2 separate regions of the Mus musculus genome follow, and region 2 is linked to region 1. Evidence: chromatin loops called from intact Hi-C (ENCODE). Cell type or tissue: heart. All regions are shown on one strand. Each heading gives the region's core, and the rest is flanking DNA. Links, peaks and the distances in the headings are about the cores only.

The links. Peaks named below come from ENCODE experiments on the same cell type or tissue, not always from the same donor. Only the 100,000 strongest peaks of a DNase experiment are listed, where the experiment ranks them.
Region 2: it touches region 1 in a loop (16-fold over the local background); 21 of 42 quality-filtered maps call a loop at or near these places.

Annotation. Positions count from the first base shown.
Region 1 is chr17:27,329,441-27,337,436 of GRCm38, reverse strand. It overlaps a transcript of Gm10505 not described here. Among named protein-coding and RNA genes, the nearest start is that of Mir7216, 5.1 kb to the right of the region's middle. In heart, for the core only: no CTCF peak of the experiment used is centred there; DNase peaks (open chromatin) are centred at 3,656 and 5,574; H3K27ac peaks cover 883 bases; H3K27me3 peaks cover 239 bases.
Region 2 is chr17:27,204,010-27,209,753 of GRCm38, reverse strand. Gm34736 (a long non-coding RNA gene) reads right to left here and starts at 4,885. Exons shown (of 4, transcript XR_385492.4): 1 at 4,587-4,885; 2 at 1-574. It overlaps Lemd2 (LEM domain containing 2), which reads left to right and starts at 5,316. Exons shown (of 9, transcript NM_146075.2): 1 at 5,316-5,744. The coding sequence starts at 5,336. In heart, for the core only: no CTCF peak of the experiment used is centred there; a DNase peak (open chromatin) is centred at 5,263; H3K4me3 peaks cover 831 bases; H3K27ac peaks cover 705 bases; H3K27me3 peaks cover 296 bases.

The sequences.
Region 1 (7,996 bases), core at 1,440-6,439:
AGTCAGCTTGCCTTTACCTCCTGTGATCTGGAGCCAGCCTTGTCCTCGCTACCTCCAACCCTGCCTTCCCAGGCAGGAATGGGGTAGAGAAGAAACAAGCAGGTCACTCAAGACCAGGTTTTGAGGAAGAAATCTGTGACAGAAAGATGTGGGAAAGACGGGTCACCAAAAGGTCACTTGGAAGCAGTGCTGACTGTAGAGTTCACACAGCGGAGGACTGTCACCAGACGGTGGCCTGAGGAGCCGTGATGGGGCTGCCTATTTCCCACCGTTTACTTAACTGAGGAATTGGTAGACCAGAGAGAGATATACTCAGTGTGCTCCCCACCCCCAGCCCTCCCATTACAGTGGGAGGGGTACAGAAGGGACAGCCTAGGGAGTAGGCAGAGCCTGGCACCCAGTGTGGCCTATGATAGGGAGAGAGGGGCCTGTGTAAACCCTGAGCACATGGGGCCAAGAAAGGTGGAGAGGCTATCAAAGAAATCACGTCTTCTGACGTTGCCACCGTGAAATAGTCTTGCTCTCCTATCCCGAGCAAGGTCCCATCTTTGATTCTCATAATCCCGAGAAACTTGGGGGCTGCAGTGGCAGCAGGGCTAGGTAGGTGTGTCTTTATACAGAAGAGTTGGCTGAACTGACGCAGGCAGCACATCTGCCTGCTCTTGGGAGCCAGAGTCCGAGCTCCAGGGGCTGCGGTATTTATGTCCCTGGGTCCTAGGACTCTGAAGAAAGCCGGGATGCTCTCTCTGTGGTGAGAGCATCTGGGCTTGGCTCCCAGGTGCGTGCTGGTGAGAGTGACGAAGGACCCTGTCAGGGAAGATGGCGCTCAGTCCAGTTGGCTCAGCCCTGTACCAAGCCTTGGGCTTTATTACAGCCTCCACACTGCCACTACGCAGTAAGAGGCCCAGGGGCCGAAGCACTTGCATTTCAGACTACTATGGACACTCAGTGCTCGCTCTGTGAGGAGCTCCTCCTCACAGGCAGGGGAAAGGAGGGTCCAGAAGAAACCTGAGCGTTTCCAAGCAGCCTGAGCCTGACAGGGCGGGCTCCGCAGAAAACCAGTGCGCTGAAGAGCTGAGGCCTGGGGATGGCCTTCACCGAGGCCAAGCGAGACCTGGGAGAGTTCCAGGTAGGAAGTGGCCAGCCCGGGGCCTCAGAACACTTCCTCAGGGAGCCCCCATGGAGGTTAAAGGTAGGTGTTCTACCCCCCTGACCCGGAAGCAGATCATGTCAGGACTTCTTTTCCACAGTGCTCCCCCCCAACTCTCCCCTCTCCGTGTGCACATTCCAACTTCCTGACCCTGGCTACTGTACAGAGAGTGAGGAGAAAGACAAATCCCCTTTCCCCAGACTGTCTTTCCCCCTTACCTTCCCCCCACTTTCTTCAGCTGGCTTTGTGGTTTGTTTTTTCTGGAAGAGGCATCAGGGGCTGAAGAGAGGGCGACCCTTGGCTACCTGCTGGTGGGCTGCTGAGGTCACTCACCAGTCCCTTCCTGAGCCTCCCAAAGACTCTTGAGGGCAAAAGGAAAAAGACATCCAGTAAGGATTCCAGCCCACACCACTCTGCAAACATCCCCCCGCCCCCATCATTCCAGAAAGACCATTCCAGATTCAGACACCGCCCCCCACCCCCCATGGGAGCAGAGCATTGGAGGCTCAAGGAAGCAGACCTTACAAAAGGCTGCCTTGGAGCAGCGTCTGGAAATCAAAAGAGTATAATTTGGTTGTTACTGTCATGGCAATGAGCAGTTGGTGAGTGTGGCAAGGCTATCTTGGTGTGGGGACAGAGCACAAGGTGACCACTGTTAAAAGTAGAACCCACGTGGAAAAGAGCCAGGGTTGCTCTTGTTCCTAGAGGGCTGTGGGGTTTACCTGGTGTCACTGAGTTGTCACTACAATCCTTACTGTACCAGGCCCCTGATGCCACCACAGCTCCCAGGGGCCCCACCACACCCCCTGTCCAAGGCTTTCCGGAAGTCACCAGAAGGACCTTGACTGGTTAACAGAATCCTTGAAATATCAGGAAACCAGATAAAGCAGGGCCCCTCTTCCTTGGCATCCTATTTCTCCCGTGTGTATCCATCCGGCTTGCAGCCCAGCCTCCAGCTTCTTCCAGAGATGCCCTCTGATCTTCTCTGTCTCTTCCTGGCCTGCCCCTCCGGCCTCCCCTTGCCCAGTCAGCCGTCTCCCTGCCACTCTCTGGATTTTCTTGCTTCTCTCCACTTTCAAACAGCAGGTGAGTGCAGAACCCCAGAGCCGTTCATGCCATTCTGGGACGGACGAGGGGCCACAGGGTGTCTGAGGCTGGCAGATATTCCCTTCTCATCCTCCATGTGAGGCAACAGGCTGTGTCCTTCTGTGAGAACCAAGGTGTTTGGAAGGCAGGCTGGGTTGCGAGAAGGAAGCTGCCCTGTTCTTCCTATCACCTCGCACTTCCTTCAAAACCTGGCTCATCTTCACACTGGTCCTCCTACGCCTGTCCCCAGAGAGAGAAGCTATTCTTTGTCCTGTCCCTCCCAGACTCCCTAGACCTCAGGCAAGGCCCCTCCACCAGAAAGCGCAAAACCTCTCAGGCTACACAGACATTCAAGGCTCCCCCGCCCTCAGACCCATCATCCCCCCTTGCTCTAGGACACTCTTCTTCCCACCCCCATCCATCAGCATTGCCGGTGGACTCCCATAGGCACCACTGTGAGAAGGCATCCGATGCCTGGCACATCGTAGGTGCTCAATAAATATTTGTGGAATGAATGGCCAGAGAGTCTGAGCTTCAGAGTCACCAGTGGGTTTATTTATTTCTATCCTAACAGCACTGTACCCAGGCACAACCCGCAGGGAACTTGACTCTTTACCCAACTCCTGCAGCCCCACTCCTCACAGAGCCCAGGCATCTGCCCTGGAAGCTCTCCCAAGAGTTGCACATTTAGATGGCAACCATGGTCACCCCTAGGTTCTCCGCCCTGCAGGCACCACCTCAGCACACCTGCTGCTTGGCCAGCCTACAGCCTTGAGACAGGCTGACTTCCACATTCCCAATCTTGCCCTTGAGCTTAGCTGAGAGATGCAGTATTTCTCAGCTGACCCCTCTGAGGGTCTCAGCTGGTGTCTGTCATGGTCAGCTGACAGACTGGTGGCTCCTTTTCACATCTCACCAGTCACCAGTCACATGAAACCCCTAACTCCTTAATTCTTTCTCTTTCAGTTGCCCACAGCCGGCTACCTGGTCGTGGATAAGCATGCAGGCCACCCTGAGAATGCCTTCCACCCCTCTCCCAGAATGCCTTATTCCTCATCCCCCCCCTTTTTTTTACAGATAGTTTTTCTGTCCTCAGCTTGGTGGTGTCATGGCCCTCCAGTCAGGCAGCCCTTTACTCTGTCCACTTCCATGTTACCTGTCTTCAAGCCTTCCCCCATTTAGCCTGCCTTCCACTAAGTCCAACCCGGCCTCTTCCTTCATCACCTCAGGAAACTACTACACAGACTTCGCAGCCTGAGGAAGGGCTACTCGCTGGTCCTGCCCACCCCACCTGCGGGGCCTAGCTGCACGTCTGTGTCTGAGCCCCCGGAGCTCGCTTCTCTGCTGCTCTCCAGCCAACGACTACTTTCCTTTTTATCACTGAGGCAGGTGGCGGCAGCATGTGTTTACTCCATTACGGGGACTCCTGCGCATGCGCATGTTCTTTCTCTTATGCACAAGTCCTGGGGCTGGTGAGGCGCGGCTCTGTCGCCCATTTCAATCCTACTTGTTGCAAACCTCATAGGTTGGTGCCTGCTGTATCACTCCATGAACACTGCATCACACTTCACCGTAGAGATGCGCTCCACACCCAGCCCAGACCCTCTTCCTTAAGCGCCATCTCGCAAGGCTACCATGAACCGCCCTTGCCAGTGGAGCCACACAGTCAGAGCATTGTTTCTGCTGAAGAGAGTCGCTGACCTGGAATGGCTCCTCAGATGAAAAATCTTGGTCCTGTTGAGTATCCCACCAAAACAAACCAACCAAACAGAACAATACAAGACTCACTCCGGGTCCGGGCAACCCCAACACTGCAGGTGTGTAAATGTGCCTCTGTGTGTGGGGGCCTGATAATGGGTCCTTCGTGGTTATCTTCAAACTCTGCTTCCCTACCACTGCTGCTGTCTCATCTTGTCCTCAGGTCTCCACCCCCTGAACCTTCTCCTGCCCCACTCTGAAGGTGGTTTCCTAAATCCGGCCTGCTCTGAACGCAGTTTCCCCAAGAGCTCAGGGTCCCCTCTGAGTCTCCACCTTCTCTTTGCAGCTCAGCCTTGCTCAGGCTGAGCAGAGATGAAGAGGATAGCTACACAACTTAAGGCAAAGCACCCAGTGAAGGAGGGTCGCACAGGCTGAGGGTGCAGAGGACAAGGGCCCTTTCATTCATGCATTCTACAAATATTTATTGAGTGCCTATTAAGTGCCACCAAGGCCGGTGAGCCCAGCCAGGTCGAATCAGCCTTAGGAGAGGCTAATCAGATGGTCCCGTCCCCATTTGTGCCTGACTTCAGGCTGGGCTGATCTTCACAACCCAGTGCCTTCAGGCACCAGGTGATGATTTACACTAGAGATAGACAATCTTGAAGACAGGGTCATCACAATCCCTTCTCTAGATTAAGGCTCCTCGCTCCTGCCTGACCACCCTTGAAGAACCATCCCCGTGACTAAGGAAGATGTCACATCAACTCTAAGGAGATCTCCCCTTTTGTGGACTTTCCTCAACTATGCATGAAGCTCAGAGATGTATTGAACCTTTTCAAAATGCTGACTGTGGGGCTATGATTCTAGTCACAGGAAAACCAGCACTATGGGTGCCCAAGAGGGCCAGCTGAGCTATCAACACAAAAATCTTGTTCTGGACTCTTGTAGTTATGGACTATGTGGTTTGAAGACCACAACAGAATCTCCTGCACCAGATCAATAGAATTAACATGTAACACTCGACAGTTAAACCAGGAAATCAACAGTCTCCAACTGACCTGGGCCAAGCATGACAGAAGGAGATTCCGTCATGCAGCTTAGTGGCTCCCCCTCCACAGTTTGGACTGCAGAATGCTGTTGGTGCTTTTGACTGCAGAGGCTGACAGCAATGTTGGACCGACTGGAAAAACTTTCATTAATGAGTCACCTCAGGTCTGTAGCCATGTGTGTGCTGAAATAGCCTTTAACAAACACAGGAGCTGACTCAGAAGACAATGCTGTCAGAAGCAGGTGCTCATGCCTGGAGTTAAGAGCAGCGCGGATCTCAGAGCACTCAGGCTTGAGACTCTCTAGGTGACCACACCTGAAAATGTTTCCAGGCTTCACAAAGTTGCAAACATAAGAAAGCAAAAACTGGACAGGACTTTAGGGATTACAGAATAGGGACACTGAGGATATGCCTTGGGCAACCACTGCTAAGAGGAAAGGTCTGTCAGGGCAAGATGCTGTTGGACTCAAGGAAGTATTTGGCACCACTGATCCAGGACAGAGGACCGTCAAGCTGTTTGGATGTACCATCCCTGGAGGCAAGCCTTCTTCAAACTCAGATGAGTTTATTAAAAATAAACAAAAACAAAAACCAGTGCTTCCTGCATGTCCCCTGACCCCAGCTGCCTGGCCTGGAGGGTCAGAGAACATATTTCCCAGGGAATGTCATTAGAACAGAGTGGAACAGGTCTGAATGATGGCCAGGTTGTGATGAAGCCATTGGGGACTACACAGACACTGGAGCCCGGAGAGAATAAGAGACGTGCAACACTGAGAATAAAAGGATAGGCCTGAGGGTGGCGAGCAGCCAGTGTGGGCACGTGGGCTTTAGGCAGTTCCTGCTCTTTTCTTTTGCTTGCCTAACTGTGGGGAAAAATAAAAACATAATAAAAGACATTAAAAGAAATAAAAGACACTTGTCATCTGTCTGCTTGCTCCCCAAAAGTCTCTGAGCTCCCAGGTCCTTAGGTTTATCGTACACTGTCAGGGGGACAGGGGACATGGCATCTTCAGCCTCTTCCCTCTGTCACCTCAGCTAAGTCCCTACAGACCCTTTGCAGATGTGGGGTCTCACTTGGCCAGACCTCAAAAATCTTCCTACAAGTCATTGGTGAGAGAAAGTTTCTGGGTTCAGCAAAGGTGGATGCCCAGGAAGATACCACCTAACTTGGAAGCTTTGGCTCTGTTTTGCTAAATCTATCACTTGATTCCTGAGAATCGGAGTCCGGCCTCCAGGACCTGTGCCAGGCAGTGCTTGCCTGCCCACTGTGGACTTCGTTTACTTGCTGGTCATTTCTGCTTCTGAAGTCTAGGCATTTCTCAGGAGAGCCTGAGACATGCAGATTTTTCGTCAAAATGGTGTTGCCAAAAATGCTCAGAAAATATCACCACCAGACACGAGCCTTGGCTTCTGGACCCTTGACCCTTCGTCTGTGTAACTTAAGTTTCTCCAGGGGCTGGTTTGTCTGTTGGCTGTCCCAACTGGCTACCCCAAGAGCTTCCATGGGCATAACCAATGTGCTGAGGCAGGCAACACCAGCTTTGGAGCCCCACATGATAGACATCTTTGGCTACCTACCTCACTGAGCCCAGAGAAGCCACCTTAAGAACTCTCTCAACCCTAGGAAGGTGGCTAAGGAGATGCAACACTGTAATCCCTCTACAGTTGAGATTGGTCATTTGCTGGCACCCAGCTGCCCCATTTAGACCCCTCTAACGGGAACCTTTCTACTGACCCCCATAGAAGTTCCAGGGCCCTGAGCACCTCCCCTGAGCACCCCAACCCCTTGTTTGCAGCCCCAAGGGCCTGTAGTATGAAGATTTGAAGGTTTTCCAAGAGTGGAGTCTCTAGCTTCCACCCTCAGGCCTTTAGCAAGCTCCTGTGGCTGGCACTTATGGTCCCTGTTTCCATCCACTGATTACCAACCACTAAGCCGTGGACCCCAACTCATCGAGCCAGGGCCAGGTCCCTGCCGTTAATCTTGGGGGAAAAAAAGAGAGAGGGGTCACCTAGAAGGAAGGAAGTTCCTGTCTGGGGTGGCACTTCCTTGTTGGGAATTGTTGGCTCTGAATGTGTGAAGAACCCAGCAGCTATCACACCTCTCAACTGAGGTGGTGGTGGTGGTGGTGGTGGTGGTGGTGGTGGTAGTGTTTCCATGTGGTTCTGTGCTCCATTTCAAAGCCCTCTGGTTCAGAGGCAAAAAAGATTGCTTGCTGCAGTAACAGTGAGAGATTCTCAGAAGAAGGTCCTTGGGAGATCAAAACTTTGAGGAATTAATAAATGCCTATAAATTATAAATGCCTATAGTTAATCCATGGAAGGAGTGATGTGAGCGAGTGCATCTGGCTGAAGCAGGCTCCCACCCAAGCACACCAGATGCCTTGTCCCTCCCCTGCCCCTCCCCCACAACCATCCAGCCAGGAAATTTTGTCTCAGCTCAGCTTGGGATTTTTGCGGCTGAAGTCCCCAGCTCATGCGCCAGCTGCTTTGGGCAGCACCTGCGTTTGTCTCTTGGCCTGAAGATACCAGCACCTGCTGAGGGCAGGTGGAAAGGGCTGGGCCTGCCCCGGGACTTCTCTATTCCGCTTCCAGTTAGCTGATAGGGTAAGTAACTATCCCCTGACATCTTCTCCTGGCCCAACTGGTCAGATTGAGATGAAAGGTATTGATCTAGAGGAGGTAGACGGCCACTCTAGGGGAACAGGCTGTGGCAGACCCTCCTGGGGAAGCAAAGCCACTCTCTCTGTCCAGGAATGTACATGAAAGCCTCCATGCTGGGAGCCCCATTCCTTCTAAAGTTGGAAGCAAGGTCGATCTGCAAAAGAAGCCACACGCCAAAGGGAATTGCTGAGGAAGCAAGGGGCTTGGAAACCCCCAAAAATGAAGGGGGAGGGGAGAGGGGTTTTGGCGTGAAGAAAAATGATCATCTCCTAAGAGGTGGTCTAACACAGTCCAGCTTCTGATACCTTCTTTTCAAGGTGTGTGTGTGTCCTCTGCAAGGGCCCCAGGATAGC
Region 2 (5,744 bases), core at 302-5,301, 130 kb after region 1:
TAAGCTCCTGGGATCTGGAGAGCAGGCTGGCTCTGGGACCAGGACCACAATTCTCTGGGTGGCTTTGCCACATGAAGTCTTTTTAGAACTCTTATTTGTATTTTTTAAGCTGGGAATTGGTGGAGTACGGTCCCAGGGGATGCGGTGCTGTTGTCTCTGCAGAAGAGCAGGGGTTGGTTCAGAACAAGCAGGCGGCCAGTGCCTGCTGTCCCCATGCTACAGCCATCCCTTGGGAGTTCTTGGTAATCAGCCCCACTGGGGACTCAAGAGGCCACCAACACCTGTCTGCACCTTGCCCCATGTGTGTGAGGCCTGTCAGCTCTGGTTTCCCTGCCTCTCCTGGTACTCTTTTGTTGTTCACAGTCTGACTCAATAAGTGGGTTTTTGTTTGTTTGTTTGTTTTGTCTTGTTTTGTGAACAAGCTCTCCCAGTGTCTTGGCTGTGGACTTGACTGCCTGCTGTATGCTCATGGACCCTGGGAGTAATGAAAATTGGGGGAAGGGCGGGAAGGATCCAAGCTGAACGGAGATGAAGTGATCACGTTTTCAGAGAACAAGAAAAGTGAGACTCAGTCCTGGTTTTAAAAAAAAGAAAAAGAAAAAAGAAAATGAAGGCCTTTAGTGTTGAGACTGGAGAGATGGCTCATCAGTTAAAAACCTGCATTGCCCTCAAAGGACCCCAAGTTTGGTTCCCAACACCCACAATGGGCAGTTCATAACTACCTGTCACTCCAGCTCTAGGAGTATCTGAGCTGTCCTCTTCTGGCCTCTGTTAGCAACTACACACACACACTCTTAAAAAATCAGGGGCTGAGCAGTGGTGGCATACGCCTTTAATCCCAGCACTAGGGAGGCAAAGGCAGGCGGATTTCTAAGTTCAAGGCCAGCCTAGTCTACAGAGTGAGTTCCAGGACAGCCAGATGTCTTAGTCAGGGTTTCTATTCCTGCACAAACATCATGACCAAGATGCAGGTTGGGAAGGAATGGGTTTATTCAGCTTACACTTCGACATTGCTGTTCATCACTTAAGGAAGTCAGGACTGGAACTCAAGTAGGTCAGGAAGCAGGAGCTGATGCAGAGGCCATGGAAGGATGTTACTTACTGGCTTGCTTCCCCTGGCTTGCTCAGCTTGCTTTCTTATAGAACCCAAGACTACCAGCCCAGGGACGGCACCATCCACAAGGGGCCCTTCCCCACTTGATCACTAATTGAGAAAAGCCTTACAGTTGGATCGTCATGGAGGCATTTCCCTAACTGAAGCTCCTTTCTCTGTGATAACTCCAGCCTGTGTCAAGTTGACACAAAACCAGCCAGCAGACCAGGGCTCTTACACAGTGAAACCCTGTCTTGAAGAATAAAGCAAAACAAAACAAAACAAAATCTCTAGCAGGCAGGCAGAGGAGACGGCTCAGTCAGCACCCTGTGTTGCTACAGAAGAAGACGAGCAGCTCAGGCCCCAGCCCCACACACAAGCTGGGCACAGCCGTGTTCACCTGTCATCCTGTGCTGGGGAGATGGAGGCAGGAGGCTCCCTGGAGCTCAGTGGGTAGCCGGATGAGTCAGACTGGTAAGCTCCGGGTTCAGCAAGGAGAGCTATTGGGGAAGACATCTAACGTTGCCGCTGTCTTCTGCACTCATACATGCACAAACTCCACAATGTGTGAACAGGGAACCAACCAGGGGAAAGAACCAAAGAGCCCAGAGCACCCAGGGCCCTGACCTTCGGGCCTTCCTTCCCTTATAGAGATTTATAAAGCAGGATGATTTAAGGTGGCTGAGAGGAGATTAGCCCCTGGTAGGCAGGCTTGTTCTTGACACAGGACCCAGATAATAGCTGGGTGACCTGAGCCTGGCCCCACAAGATGGAGATGATGCACTGCTTTCTCCCTAACCACACTGGTGGGATTCCGTAATTACTGAGGTGCACAGATTAACCATAAGACTGAATAGTTAAAAGCAGAGCGTAATTGCCTGGTATCCGTCCTCTGTAATTTAGTATAATCTAATCATGGACAAAGCCCCAAAGAAAGCAATCTGAAAGCACGCGCTTTCCTCATGCGCAATGTGTTAGCACACTGGTGATACAGTCTGTGCCTCAGAAGAAGGCTCAGCCTCAGACACCTATGTGTGGTCCAGAGGGGGAGCTGTGCAAGGCAAGGGGCACAGCAGCCTGTAGAGCCTGTTCCGGCATTTCCCTCTCACTCCATTTACCTCCTCCCTTGACCCGCAGGCTGGGAGAGAGCTGGTGGGCGGCCCCTCTTGCACGAGGCACTGAGATGAGGTAGCAAGCAGGGTCCACTTGAAGCCACACCAGTGGAATCTGAGCCCCACTTTTGACTGCATTCTCCCCAGGACCCCCACACACCCTCTGTGTGATGCCACTATCGTGTGAATCAAAGGAAGCCTGGGTCAGCTGAGGTTCTCAACAGTGTGAGTCAAGAACACACTCGGCATGACGAGGACTGAACGTGTGTACTGTTTCCTGGCCGGGAGTGGGGGAGGGAAAAATGGAGCCATGAAAGATTTATGGCCACTGTTATTACAGGGCTCTGTTGAAACAGGAAGAGGCTAGCAAGAGAGGAGCGGCATGATGTGATGGCCTTCTGGGGACCCAGAGGGTTCCAGCAACTCATCACCTCTGCTGCTGCTGTGGATGTGGTTATAAACAGCCACAGGCTCAACATTTTGTCTTTTCTGTCTGCCTTTAATAAGTCAAAAAGACTGGCATAGCAAGGGCTATACACTTTACACACACATAGCACACACACTTATATAATACACACTTACACGTGCACTCAGTTACACACACACACCCACACACTTATACAATTACACTTACACACTCAGTTATACACATGATGAGGACGTATGTGCACACACACACACACATACACACACACGGTAATGACAAAGTAGAGCTAGCTCTCAGTTAGCGACCCTGAGCCATTTCCATTTTGTTACATACGCCTTCCATGCCAGGCAGACCCCTTAGGAAGGCTCTGACAGGACAGGGGCAGAGGTGGCTAGACAGAGGTGAGCTCCTTCAGGAGCTTCGTGGACACCGCCCAGCAAATCTACCAACAGAATAAGAGTCCTGGGGACGGAGTACCATGGAGGACCACAGTGGTCTAACCCCCAGAAAGAACAGACAGGGCCGGGAACTCAGAGAAGCAGATGCACCCCCCAAGGCTCTTTTTCAGGGGCAGAGAAGGGGACCTGAGGGGCAGATCCCCTGTAAGTGGCTGGGGCTGGAGGCTGCTGATACACAATGCCTAGGACCAAGAGGCCCAGAAGACAAAGCCAGAAGCCACCCATGAGCCACAGGGCAAGCCAAGGTAGCTAAAGGCTAACACTGAGTTCTAGGCTAGAGGGAGGTCAATACAGCTTGCTATGGATCATTTGGTCCTAGGTGTGTGAGAGGATGCCTGAATGGTGTGCCACCATTAGGGGTGGCCCCGGAACCGTCCATGATTTCTATGCCTCCTTAGATTCACTGGGATGAAACAGACCACAGGTCTGTGAGACACCACAATGCTCACTTTGAACATCCATTCAGACACTCTGAGAATGCACTCGGCCAGTACCGACGCTGACAGGCTTGTGCTTCGGATACTGAGCCATACATACAGCTGCAAGGAGTTGCTCAAATGTTACCAACTCATTTGTCATGCAAACAGTGCTTTGGAAGAAATAAAATACTATTATGTGGTATATGTGTTAGGCAATCACTATATCAAATCCGTGGCACTCCGCGAAAACACAGGCAGAGAAAAGGAAAACAACACTTGGTGAGAGAAATCACACCACATGGGAGCAGCTAAGTCAGGGAGAAGGGGAGGCAAACGACAGAAGCCCAGCGGAGCTGAGGCTGTAATTTTCCCAGCTGTGTGGCCGGCACTGAATACTCCTGGGGTTTAACAAGCGACAGAGCGATGAAACTCTGACAGAGGAGCACGGCCCAGGGTCTCAGGGAAGGCAGGGAGGGTGGCAGGTAGAGCTGCAGGGAGATCTCGAGGGCTGGGAAGCTGGAGCTGCAATATTGCCAGGAAAAGGGAGGTGATGGGTGAAGGATGTGGAAGGAACAGCAAGGGGAGAGGGTGAGGCCATGAACTGTGTTTGTTAGATGGTGGGGGGACGGGTAAGGGTAACCACATCACTGCCCCCACCCCCTCAAGGCTCCCAACTCCAACACTGCACAGATTTGTCTAAGGGAGGAGTGCGCTCCAGGCCCTGTCCTGAAGGTCTCTTCTAATCCTTATAGCAGCCCTCTAGGGAGTTATGGGAAGCTGGCTAGAAATGTTAATTGGAAATTACCACACACTAAATGGTTGCAGATTGGAGATCAAACTGCAAGACTCTGCAGATCATCCCCTAAACCGTAAGACACGGGTCTCCCGATCCCATCACCCAAGAGAATTCCAACATTTACGGGAACCTAGGGCATAGGTATTTGCCCCTAAGAGTTCAGAGTATAGGGATCCACCTATGAGGACATTTTGGGTCACCCGTGGCCACAGAGGATCAATCTGTCTCAGAGTTGCACCTTAAAAAAATATATTTATTTTATGTGCGAGTGTTTTACCCACTTGTATGTGCACCAGGTTCATACCATGCCAGCAGAGACCGGAAGAGAAAGATACCAGATCTTCTGGAATTGGAATTGTCCATGACGTGACCAGCCACTGATGTCCAAACCCTAGCTCCTCTGTAAGTGTTGTTACGCCCAGAGTCTTCTATCTCTCCAGTCCCAAGGGTGCACACTCCTGAAGTTTCAGTGTCGACCAAGTGCATGCCTGAAGCTGGCCTGAAGCAGCAGTCAAGATAAGGTCTTGGAGAGCATGCCGGGCGGTTACTCCACCACCCAAATCCGACACACAGCCTCGACGCCCATCCGGAGACTGGCAAGTGGGCCGGATCTCTATTAATGGCGGTGGTTTTCTTACACCATTGAGCTCATCCATTAAGTAAATCAACATTCCATTGAACGTTTACCACGTGCTAACGCTGCGTTAGGATAAACACTGCTAGGTCTGACAGATAAAGATAAGCTAGAGGGCGGGGGGAAGAGATGAAAGCACCTGCACACACAAGTAAAACAAAACAAAACAGTAACCAAACCAACCCTTTGACCTCACCAACATGGCGGCGCCAGGCCGACACAGACGCCTTTCATCATGGCGGACATAGCCTCCATGCGCCGCCCTTCCCAATATGGCGTCCGTGGTCGCCCTTCCCATCATGGCGCGCGGCCCCGCCCGCTCCGCCGCGGCTGCCGGCGGGAGCAGTTCCGGGTGCGGTGCGCGCCGGGGGCGGGCGAGGGGGCGGTGTCCTGGCCATGGCCGGCCTGTCGGACCTGGAGTTGCGGCGAGAGCTGCAGGCCCTGGGCTTCCAGCCAGGCCCCATCACCGACACCACGCGGAACGTCTACCGCAACAAGCTGCGCCGCCTGCGGGGCGAGGCCCGGCTGCGCGACGACGAGCGGCTGCGGGAGGACGCCGGGCCGCGGGAGGACGCCGGGCCGCGGGGCCCCGAGCGGCAGCGGGAGGAGGCCCGGCTACGCGAGGAAGCGCCGCTGCGCGCGCGGCCCGCCGCCAGCGTCCTGCGCTCGGAGCCCTGGCCGCTGTCGCCTTCCCCGCCGGCGCCTAGCGCGGCCTCCGACGCCTCGGGGCCGTACGGCAACTTCGGGGCCTCCGCCTCTCCCTGGGCCGCGAGCCGCGGCCTCTCCTACCCGCCCCACGCCGGGC